4 separate regions of the Homo sapiens genome follow, and all the other regions are linked to region 3. A link is a contact called in ENCODE Hi-C or POLR2A ChIA-PET data. All regions are on one chromosome and are shown on one strand. Each heading gives the region's core, a stretch centred on a gene start or an enhancer-like site at or near the end of the contact. The rest is flanking DNA. Distances are from core to core; before and after follow the strand shown.

Region 1 (2,700 bases), core at 49-2,548, 2.1 Mb after region 3:
TGAGACAGAGTCTCGCTCTGTCGCCCAGGCTGGAGGTTACTGGCACAATCTCGGCTCACTGCAACCTCTGCCTCCCGGGTTCAAGCGATTCTCCTACCTCAGCCTCCCGAGTAGCTGGGATTATAGGCACCAACCACCGCTCCCGGCTAATTTTTGTATTTGTAGTAGAGATAGGGTTTCTCTATGTTGGCCAGGCTGGTCTCGAACTCCTGGCCTCAGGTGATCTGCCCGCCTTGGCCTCCCAAAGAGCTGGGATTACAGGTGTGAGCCACAGCCCCCGGCCTGTTTTGTTTTTAATTCATACTTTTGTGGACACAAGAACGCATATTTGGTGCAGACTGGCTCCAAGGACAGGATATCTGAAATTATTTGAACTGAAACAATATAGTTGTGCCAATAAAGACAGAAAAGACTAAAGACAATATAAAGCTTGTCATTTAAATGTTTTTTAAAAAATATCTTTCGTACCGTGGTTTTCTTAAAACGACTACTTTATCTACACTAATCATCTGGACCTCTGATGCCCAACCGAGACGAAAGTGCTGAGTGATGACCAGGGGTCGGGTAGCTTGGTCCACAAGAAAAAGAGAAATGTTTTCATCTTGAATTCTTTAGATCCCGACCCCTCCGCGCAGAGTTCAGCGGGCGAGGGCGAGGGGCGTCCTGGGCAGGGGGCGCCCCTCATCCAGCCTAGGCTCCAGTCACGTACGTGCACGCAACTGTCAAAGCTCAGCCCAAGGAGCAACTCTCCGCATCTGTGCATTTCATCCTGAGTCAAGCCCCATAAAAATTGGAATACGTAAAAATGGGCAAAAATTGAACATTTAAAATACAGCAGTGAAAAGGGAGGAGTGCCTGCTCCGGAAATGCTCTAAGCGTGGTTCATCAACACTCCCTGAAGAGCGGACCACGGAGATGCTCCGAGGCTCCGCCATCCCGCACGCAGGACAAAGGTGCTGAGAATGAGGCGCGCTGGTCCTGCACCCTCTGCCGAGAGCCGGAAGCCAGGGGCGCGCCGGGGCCGGTCGGGCACGTGCAGGGGGCTCTCCGGCCGCCGCGCTGCCCCGAAGCCGGCCCTGGGGACTCGCGGCTGCGCGGACCGAGCTCGCGAAGGGGACCAGGCTCGCGGAGGGGCCGCAGCGGCCCCAAGGATGGCGCAGGAAGACCCCCCACGCAAGACAGCCGGTCGCGGGGGTCAGGGGCGGCTCCTCCCGGGCCCGGCCCCGCCCGACTGACCTGTGACGCTGGCCCGGGTGACGCGCTGCACCACGGCCTTCATGGCGGCGGCTGGGGCGAGTGGGGCGGCGCCGCGCTGCGTCCGGCCTCGCGACTCTGAGGGCGGCTCCGCAGCCGGCGCCCTCTGGAGGTGACACCCGGAAGCGCGCCCAACTGGCCGGTCCGACTCGGTCGGCTGCTACCCACCCCACGTCGGCCACGCCCACTCTCGGCCTGGCGATAGGCCCACCCACTCATAGATTGACTCCGCCTATGCCTGCCACGCCCACCTGCTGCCCAACCGTAACCCCGCCCGTCATTGAAAAGCCCAGTCCCCACGCTCGGCCCTGCCCCATCCACATCTGGGTCCCGCCAGAGCCCTTTGATCCCCCCATCCCGGGCCCAGCCCCTACCCAGTGCCCAGAACCCACTCTGCCCCGAAGGTAGTCTCTATGCTGGTTTTTTTCTCCCACATACCCGAACCTAAGAACCCGTCATCACTAAGCCTTTAAATTCAGCCTGAATCCTATTTCTAATTGTATTCCTCTTTCCTCTTCCACTCCTCTGCACGCAGATCCTCCCAAATTCTTCTTCCTTGTCTTCCTGCCTCAGTGGCTTTTCAGATACCACATACAAAAGGATCTGCTGCCTAAAATAGCCATTTACCTATCTCACTATTAATTCGACTTAGCCATGTCATGATAATAAATAGGTATGTGATTCTAGAATTCTAATTTCTCATGTAATATAAATGCTACTAATTGGCCCCCTCACTGGGTTGTTAGATTTAAATGAACCAAACCACGTAAAAGTGCTTAGATGGCAGCAAAGGGCTGTACAACTATTACCCCAACAAATTATTATCATTGCTAAAAATAATTCCATCTCAGCAGTCTTCACCTTAAAGGTGACTAATAGCATTGGTGGGCGTAGAAAAGGCACTGAAATTGAGAAGAAACCCTCACTTGCCCAGAAAAGACTACAAACTAGTGTGCTTGTTTGTTAAATACTGAATACTAAATTGCCTTAATAACGTTGTCAAAGTTAACATAACCAGTAACAAGACATCATGTGCCTCCTGATATTGCACTGGGAAGGACACAACATCAATCTTGTGGTATTTCTGCCAAATAATGTATAACCTGAATCCAATCATGATGAAACATAGGACAAAAATAAATTGAGGAACATTCTACAAAATAACCAGGTAGGATTCCGAGAATTAAGGAGGATTTTTTTTTTTTTTTTTTTTGAGATGCAGTTTTGCTCTTGTGGCCCAGGCTGAAGTGCAATGGTGTGATCTTGGCTATCCACAACTTCTGCCTCCTGGGTTCAAGCAATTCTTCTGCCTCAACCTCCTGAGTAGCTGGGATTACAAGCATGCGCCGCCACGCCCGGCTAATTTTGTATTTTTATTAAAGATGAGATTTCTCCATGTTGGTCAGGCTGGTCTCGAACTCCCGACCTCAGGTGATCTGCCCGCTT
Region 2 (2,700 bases), core at 132-2,631, 2.1 Mb after region 3:
AGAGCTAGACTCTGTCTCAAAAAAAAAATAAAACAATTCGCCGGGCAGCAGTGGCCTGCGCCTGCAATCCCAGCTACTCGGGAGGCTGAGGCAGGAGAATCACTTGAGCCCGGAGACGCAGGTTGTGGTGAGCCGAGATCATGCCACTGCACTCAAGCCTGGGCGACAGGGTGAGACCTTGTCAAAAAGAAAAAAAAAAAGAACGAAAGAAAGAAAACATAAATATGGACATTAAAATATTTTTACTTTATATATAAATGTAAAGTATTTTTACCATATATTACATATAAAGTAAATATAAAATATTATATATAAAAATTTCTTTTTCTTTTGGTAGAGATGGGGGTCTCCCCATGTTGCCCAGGCTGGTCCCGAACCCCTGGGCTCAAGCAATCTCCCACCTCGGCCTCCCAAAGTTATGGGATTACAGGCGTGAGCCACTGCACCCGGCCAAAATGTTTTTAAATGCTTAATGCTGGACACATGTACTTTCAGGCCACTGACAGCTTCATCACCAAATGTAATCTTCAGCATAGTTTTTACACAACAACTTTACTGAGATATAATTAACATATACGATTAACCCACTTAAAATATACAATTTAATGTTTTTAGTATATTCAGATTTGTGCAACCAGCACCACAATCAATTTAAAAATACTTTCATCCACAAAAGGAATCCATACCTTTGGCAGTCATTCCCCAACTCCCCAACCCCTCAGCCCCTAGCAACCACACTAATCAACTTAATGTCTCTACAGATTTCCAGCATATTTTTCAAAGCTGAGAGACTTTTCTCCCTTTGCGCTTAGTAACTGGAAGATTTTAATACGCCTTGGCTGCTAAAAGTACTGAAATTGCTCGCCATATACGATGAGGGACAGTAGTACTGAAGCATCACTCTTTAAAAATCACCGGCCAGAGTCTCTGAAAGTCCACCTTGCACTTTACACAGATTCCTCCAATTCTGAATATGGGGACGGCCCTATCCAGTAAATGATTCAGATTTAGGAAACAATATTTACAAGGTATTAATAATTCCTGGAGTCTAGTTCTTTGCAGATTCCATTATAACAAACGGCTGTTAGCACCCGTTTCAATTAGTTTTGCAGAATAAACCTGGGATTTAAAGGACAGGGAAGTTGTTTCCATGACCCCCGGGGAACTCTCATCGAAGGCCGTGTGTTCCGGGGCAGGCCCCGCCGAAGAGCCCTACCTGACGACTTCGCCATTGTCCGGCTATAGTAAAGCAGTGAGCCCAACACAGACCAGGTGCCGATCCCGTAGACCACCGACATCCGCCGGTACCAGGCCGTGAACTCATTTCGATACATGGGTACGCCAGCGAGTGCCTCGATTCTCGCAGGCCCACGGCAGAGGCGGGACTTCCGGTGAGGGCGTCGCTGCGGTCCCTGCCGCCGGAACCATTAAGGAGCCGCCAGTTTTCAGCGTCCGCTTCCGGCTCTGCCCCGATGCACCTTGGGGCCTCTGGCCCGGAAAGTCGCTCAGGTGTCCGGACTTTCGGGTGTAGAACTGTGGGCGTGCGATACTTTTTACCACGTGACGAGGACTAAATGACAACTTAGAGGAGAAGCTTCTCACTTGCAAAATTGTAATGCCTTCGTGGGCTCCAGACGGTATCCGAAAAGGTTACTTCCAATTCCTCTTCCAGTTTTCAGATTTGCAGGGATACCGCTTGTCTCTCCCCGCAACTCTTCTTTTCCTCCATTTTTCTTTCCGGAACTCTGGGTGAACTTTAAATACTTCCAGGCCAAAGCTAATCCCTCCACTAGGCTCTGGGTACTATTTTTTCCAGCCTCAGTGGCCTTTCCCCTCATTGACACCCTAAGTCCTCCCCCATCTTCATTATTGACGTTTATCCTTCATACAAACGTGCCCATGTCTCAAAAACAAAAAATCTCCTTCGACTCCGACCACCTCCAGCTTTTGTCTTATGCATACATTTTTTAAAGCAAGATGCCCTCAATAGACTGAACAACTTAAGAGCAAGTGTGATGTGCTTGGCACAAGGTAGGCCCGGTAAATTAACGTTAAGTACTTTTCAGCCACACTCAAACTTGGTTTCGAAAGCATTTGCCACCACTGACCCCACCTGCACCTTTCATGGCTTCAGAAACATCATTTTCCCTGGTATCCTTCAGGGTTCTTTTCACCTTGCCCACCCTTTAAAAACTGATGTTCTGCCCTACAGAAATAGATAAAAAACTTAACTCTGAATGGATCGCTGACTTAAATGTAAAAGCTAAAACTATTTAATATAAGCCTAGAAAAAAACCAGGAGAATATGTTTGCCATCTTGGAATAAGCACAGAATTCTTAGAATAAAAAAGGCATCCCAAGCGGGGTGGCTCATGCCTGTAACCCCAGCACTTTGGGAGGTAGAGCAGGGAGGATTGCTTGAACCCAAGAGTTCCAGACCAGCAAGGCCAACATAGTGAGACCCCATCTCATTTTATATATATATGCATAAAGCGAAAATGGATAAATAGGGCTTTTAAAAAAAAATTAAAATTTTTGCTCTTTGAAGGTCACAGTTGAGAAAATGAAAAGCCAAGCCACAGAATAAAATATTCATAATAACATATATCTAACAAAAGGACTTGGATCCAGAATATATGAGGACGCTTTACAACTCAGTTATAAAAATACAGCCCAACTAAAAACCAGGCAATAAATTTG
Region 3 (2,700 bases), core at 181-2,680:
GTCTGAGAGTGATCCATGTTATTGGGTTTATCAGTAGTCTGTTCTTTTTTATTGCTGAGTAATATTCCTTTGTATGAATGTGTCTATACAAAGGAATATTACACAAATCTAAAAATAGAGAGACGCTCTAAAACTGTGAGTTTATTTATTTATTTTTTCCTTTTCGCCTGCCTGGTTGAAATATGTAGGACTACTTTAGCTTTTTATTGTATTTCATTTAATAAACTTTTATTGAGTGACCCTATGGGCCAAATACTGTGCTGAGGGATGGGGATACAAAGGCGTGTAAATCCTTGTCTCTTCCCTCAAGTTACAGTTCAGCTAGAGGAGAAAAAGACAGTTGTGTTGTCCCAATTTGGATGGAAACCACGTGATTCTACCTTAAGTACTTGCTGAAAAAGCTGAAAGGATGTCAAAACTTGCAGGATTCGGATGCCACTATACAATCCTACAGTGTAAGAAATCTCCTGACCATCTTTCAGCTCAAAGTCTTGCCCCAGGGAATAAGCGCCTGGCTTTAAAAAGTATACAGGCCTGAGTCAGATCCCTCAGGTTCTATTTCTGGTTCTGCTACTGGATCGCCATGTGGCTTGCACAACAGAGAACGCACCCTTCCTACAAAGAGGCAAGATCCCAAGGAGCCCTCTGAGCGAGCGACCTCCATACCCCAAGTGAGGTTGGGTTCCAGGAACCTAGGGGCCGGCTGAACTCCTCACCGGGGCACGCTCTTCCCTAGTGCCAAAGCAACTCATTTTAGTGTGAAATTAGAGCTGCGATTTCGGCACGGTCAGAGGGGCTTCGACTCGCTCCCTTGTGTGAATCCAGAAGCTAAACCTAAAAATAGTTTGCATTTGAAAAGCCTTGACACTTTTCTTACTGAGATTTTTGGGCGTGTGTGGTTCACGTTGCACTAGAGGAAAATGGGGTGGGCGCGCAGGAGGGAGAGTGAAACCACGGGCGATCTAGGCTGCCGGGGCAGGGGACGGACAGAGGCCGCCCTGCGCTTCTGCGACCCTGGAAAAGAGGTCGCAGCGCGTCGCCTGCTGGAGAACTTCATTTCCCAGGAGCACTTGCGGCCCGCGGCAGGGCGGGGCGACGTGCCCAATGCCGGCCCACTGACTCCCATCGTGCCGAAGACCGCCAGCCTGATTGGAGGACTGTCTCGCGGTGCATCTCGGGACTTGTAGTACAACGTGTGCGTGAGAGAAGCTCCTTTGTGATTCGAGGCGCCTTCTCGGCCCTCTGAGCGCGTCCCCGCTAGGTTTTGGCGCGGACGGGCTAGTGTCCCGCCAGGAGAGTTCGGCCTGTGTGCGCGTGCGTAGCGCCCAAGGGGCCGGCCGGCACCTCCCGCGGGGCGGGGCCTTCGGTTCCCCGTCGACACCGCCTTCCTGCCCCGCCCCTCGCCGTGACCGGCCCGCCCCTCCTTCCTGGAGACACAGCTGAGGCGGCGGCGGCGGCGGCGGCGGCGGCAGCAGCGGGGCTGGGGGCGGCGAGTGGCCCGCGCGACACGCGCCGGCCTCGACCCTATGCTTTGATTCGCGTGGCGCAGGCGCCTACTGCCCCGCCGGCGGGGCCCGGGCTTCCTGCCGCGGGATGTTCTCCCGAAGGAGCCACGGGGATGTGAAGAAGTCCACCCAGAAGGTGCTGGACCCGAAGAAGGACGTGCTGACCCGCCTGAAGCACCTGCGGGCGCTGCTGGGTGAGGCGCGCGCCGGGCGCGGGGGTCGGGGCGCCGGGTTAGGGGCACCTGCCGGGAGGGCGCTCCTCTGTGCAGGGGTCGGTGGCTGGGAGGCTGGGGAGGGGGATGGGTGGGCGTCCGACCCCCTTCCCTGGATCTGGGCTTGGACCCCCGGGGCTTTGTTTCCAGAAAGCCGCAGCCTGGCCCTCGGGCACTGCTCCCGTCGCCCTCGAGTTAAACTTAGCCCAGATTCTCGCTGGGCGCCTGCGCTCCCGGAGAACCTGGAGGCCGGGCACAGAGGTACCTGTCCCCTGTCCTCCCAGCAAGTGAACTGGATCCCAAGTGGTCATCACGTGCACACATTGAACTGTCACCTCCCCCTTTCATTTTTAAAATTTTATTTTTGAGTCTGAGACCCTAAGTAGACCGAGACCCCAAGTGAACCCAGCACAGACCTAATTGGGCTCTCATCTCTGTCATCCCCCTTTTAAATTTTATTTTTACTTTTGAGTGTGAGACCCCCATATAGACCGAGATTCCAGGCGATCCCAGCACAGATTTGTCATCTGTCTTCCCATGCTGCTTTTTAAATTTAATTTTTATTTTGGGTCTGGCTGCTTCAGTTTCTTTGTGTCCTTGGTGTGAAGGGGCCTTCTCTTCCTGCTTGGAGAGAGGGGTGGTTTTCTTGGGTTCAGGGAGGCTGCTTCTCCTTTATTACCGGCATGACAGTGATGCTGTCTGCCACCTTCTGGTTTATGGCCTGCCAGGTGGAGGTTCTGAGGAGCTCAGGTGGGCTTGGAGTTGACCTGTGATGAAGCTCGCCCCTGTGGGTGTGAGGTGTCCACAAGGCTTCCTGTCACCTGCTGCATGTGATCTGTAGCTGGTTCGCCTAGGCTATGTTTTGTTTTCTGTATTTTTTTACATCCTAAGTCTTAACTTTTCTTTGGGATGAAAACACCTTTGCTATCTATAGACACACTTACCTGTGTATTTGGTGGCGAAGGAAAGAACACCTTATGTTT
Region 4 (2,700 bases), core at 53-2,552, 2.2 Mb after region 3:
TGAAGGCCTACTGGCAATGTTTTCTTTAACCCATGATGTGGGTTAGAGGAGTGAACCAATGTTTTGTTTTTGACTGATTATGAAGCAATGCATGTACCATTAAAGTTTCTTACCTACTTCGGGCCTTCATCTTTTATCTATCAAAGTCTAAGTTTATCCATGTATAAGGCTGGCTGCAAACTCCTTCACAAATAAAAGTATACCCCATAAGTGCACATAACAGACCCCTTTTCCACTTCTATTGTTTGTAGAGGCATAAGGAAGACAAAAAATATTGAAAGATAAGAGTTTCATGGTAGTAGAAGTCTTAATCTGTGAACTTGGGAAAAGCTGTTCACATCAAGGATGCCATTTTCTTCTTGGGAGAAATTTCCCAGGGTAGCTTTACCTCAAAAGTTCCAATGGGTGCACTGTTCCAAAAGTGTGGAGGGACCGTTCTCATTTGCGAGACCATGAACCCAAAGCCCAAGGTCCTGAAGTTTTGTTGTAGTGTGGATGACAAGGACAGTCTTCTCCAATGTTTCCAGAAAATTCAAACCATAAAAAGCTTTCTTTACCGGGGGAAAATACACTGTAGCATAATAATCTACTGTTATAACATCAGCCCTCTTGCATGGGAAAGCTTTTATACAACCAGAATGACAAATTGGAATTCAAATAACAATTGAATGAAATCCCCTTACAAAATGTTTAAATGGCCCACCCGGTGACCAAATGTACATGAAGCTTTGTTTGTCTTCCCAGGAATATGGGACTAAGCATTGGTTATAAACTATTTTAAACAATTTCAGTATCAGCTGGTTTAATATGAAAATCTGACGAAGTATTTTCTTGGTATTTAATTAAATTTTTGCTTGTTTTACTTGGGTTAGTAGCTTTATGCAAGGAAATTTCATTCAAAGCAATGAAAAACAACAACCAGGGCTGATACTGACTACTAAAAACTGTTTTAAACTCAGAAGGAAAAATAATATGGATTTCAGGCGTTCCCAGGTTATAAATGGGTTTTCTGCATGTTTGAAACCAAAAACAAACTTTCCTATAGAAATATCAGTAAATCTAGCAAAGAAATAACACACCCCAACCGTGTCATAGCCTGTCTTAAATAAGGGAAAAACATGAGAGCACTAGTAAGAGGCAAGTAAAGGGTGCTTTGCTTTACAATTGATGGAAGCTCGCAGGCTTTGTTCTTGGCTGCCCCACGCAGCCAGCGGAAGGCAGGCCAAGGAGGAAAGAGCCCGGCCTCCCAGGTCCCCGCAACTACAACTCCCAGGATGCCGCGGCGCAGGCTCCCTGCGGGAGCAGGCTGGGCTCAGCTCCGCTGGACCCGCGCTGGGGAACTCTGGCCTCGCTGCACTCATGGCTTCTCCTAGCAAGGCAGTGATTGTTCCCGGGAACGGAGGCGGGGATGTGACCACCCACGGCTGGTATGGCTGGGTGAAAAAGGAGCTGGAGAAGGTAAGCGCCCAACGCCGCTGCTCCGTGAAGTCAGCCTGGAGGGAGGGACGGCGGGAGAGGACTGAGGGCTGAAGTTTGAATAGGCGTCTAATCCCCTCTAGCAAAGCCCTGTGTGTTTTCCTGCCTCTCCCCCGCTGCCTTCTCTTAAAGTCTGAGCTAGTGGTCGAATTTTGACTGGTAAAACTGCCTGGAAGACTTCTCTGAGGGCTCAGCCTTTAGAGTTAAAGGAACCCCTTTGAACTACCGAGGCTGAGCCCCTGAGCCCCGCCCCCCGTATCTGCTGCTGGTTCAGATTTGGGACTTCCCAGATAATTTTACATGTTCACTGCTTCCCGCTTCAGCTTTTAAAAAATTAAATATGCTATACTTAATATATACAAAGGATATACGTAACATGCGTCTACATTATGAGGCATAATGTAATGAATTACCAAACTAAAACCTGGGACATTGCCTATACATCATCTTCCAAACGACCCTTATGTCTACCCATCTCAGTCCCGTGCCATCCTGAATTTTTTCATCTGCTTCTCTTTTTAAAATTGAAGTACTTTTCAACCTATGAATATACCTTTTAAACAACAGACTGTTCTATTTGGCTTCTTGGTGAGCTTTATAAAAGTGGCATCTTACTGTAGGCTGACCTGTGCCGTTTGATTTTTATTTTTTAACCCTCTTCTGTAACCAGGCGGTAAGTCGGCTCCCTGGGTTGCTGTCCTCTAGAGCGGGTCTCCAGAATAGATTGCAGCGCTGTGGCTGAAAACCCTGGTCAGAGTTACAACCCCAAAGGTCAGGGCTGGAGCTTCTGAGAGTATGCTGTCTCCAAATTTCTGTATCACGTTCCTGTGCCACGTTTTACCTACTCCCTGGAACACAGTCTATTTGGCTCCAGGTCAGTCTGTCTAGAACACATTTGTTCATGCCTCTCTATAGATGCAGGCCTGTAGAGGCAAATATGGGTGTACAAATGCAGATATAGGTCTCTCTATAGAGATCAGCAGAGCTGCCTAGATACAGAACTACAGATGGAGTTCATGCGAAAAGATGGTCACTTAACCTACTTCATTTCATAACACAAGTTAATACTGAATTGGTAACGATCATATCAGGTGCCTCATTTCTTATTAGCAAAGTATTAGTTGTAATTAAGCTCTTTATTATAGCTTTTTCTCCCCCCTCATATCATAGATACCTGGTTTCCAGTGTTTGGCTAAAAACATGCCCGACCCAAGTAAGTTTTAA

The links. Hi-C counts contacts between places; a loop is a spot of excess contacts on that map. ChIA-PET counts read pairs that join two places held with the same protein, here RNA polymerase II (POLR2A). Pooled maps may share reads with other maps.
Region 1: a map of B cell shows a loop between it and region 3 (17-fold over the local background). The contact joins the promoter of DTD1 here to the promoter of RALGAPA2 in region 3. A Hi-C loop is called at or near these places in 1 of 168 maps with a recorded cell type or tissue (B cell), 1 of 37 single-sample maps with no recorded cell type and 10 of 50 pooled maps.
Region 2: a map of CD4-positive, alpha-beta T cell shows a loop between it and region 3 (18-fold over the local background). The contact joins the promoter of SMIM26 here to the promoter of RALGAPA2 in region 3. A Hi-C loop is called at or near these places in 2 of 168 maps with a recorded cell type or tissue (CD4-positive, alpha-beta T cell and naive thymus-derived CD4-positive, alpha-beta T cell) and 13 of 50 pooled maps.
Region 4: a loop to region 3 is called in a map of naive thymus-derived CD4-positive, alpha-beta T cell, with 24 times the contacts of the local background. The contact joins the promoter of RBBP9 here to the promoter of RALGAPA2 in region 3. A Hi-C loop is called at or near these places in 2 of 168 maps with a recorded cell type or tissue (ascending aorta and naive thymus-derived CD4-positive, alpha-beta T cell), 1 of 37 single-sample maps with no recorded cell type and 13 of 50 pooled maps. POLR2A ChIA-PET finds 5 or more read pairs at or near these places in 1 of 52 experiments (activated T-cell).

The regions. Positions count from the first base shown.
Region 1 is chr20:18,586,652-18,589,351 of GRCh38, reverse strand. It overlaps DTD1 (D-aminoacyl-tRNA deacylase 1), which reads right to left and starts at 1,298. Exons shown (of 6, transcript NM_080820.6): 1 at 1,237-1,298. The coding sequence starts at 1,279. It overlaps LOC124904878 (a long non-coding RNA gene), which reads left to right and starts at 1,887. Exons shown (of 3, transcript XR_007067547.1): 1 at 1,887-1,927. RefSeq lists enhancers at 762-821, 662-1,161 and a silencer at 932-1,471.
Region 2 is chr20:18,566,113-18,568,812 of GRCh38, reverse strand. SMIM26 (small integral membrane protein 26) reads right to left here and starts at 1,381. Exons shown (of 2, transcript NM_001348957.2): 1 at 1,217-1,381. The coding sequence starts at 1,334. RefSeq lists a silencer at 1,248-1,530 and an enhancer at 1,594-1,693.
Region 3 is chr20:20,711,374-20,714,073 of GRCh38, reverse strand. It overlaps RALGAPA2 (Ral GTPase activating protein catalytic subunit alpha 2), which reads left to right and starts at 1,430. Exons shown (of 40, transcript NM_020343.4): 1 at 1,430-1,699. The coding sequence starts at 1,594. RefSeq lists enhancers at 970-1,169, 994-1,288 and a silencer at 1,280-1,539.
Region 4 is chr20:18,495,827-18,498,526 of GRCh38, reverse strand. It overlaps RBBP9 (RB binding protein 9, serine hydrolase), which reads left to right and starts at 1,302. Exons shown (of 5, transcript NM_006606.3): 1 at 1,302-1,458; 2 at 2,647-2,689. The coding sequence starts at 1,360. RefSeq lists enhancers at 1,140-1,199, 1,300-1,349, 953-1,517, 1,370-1,529, 1,700-1,749.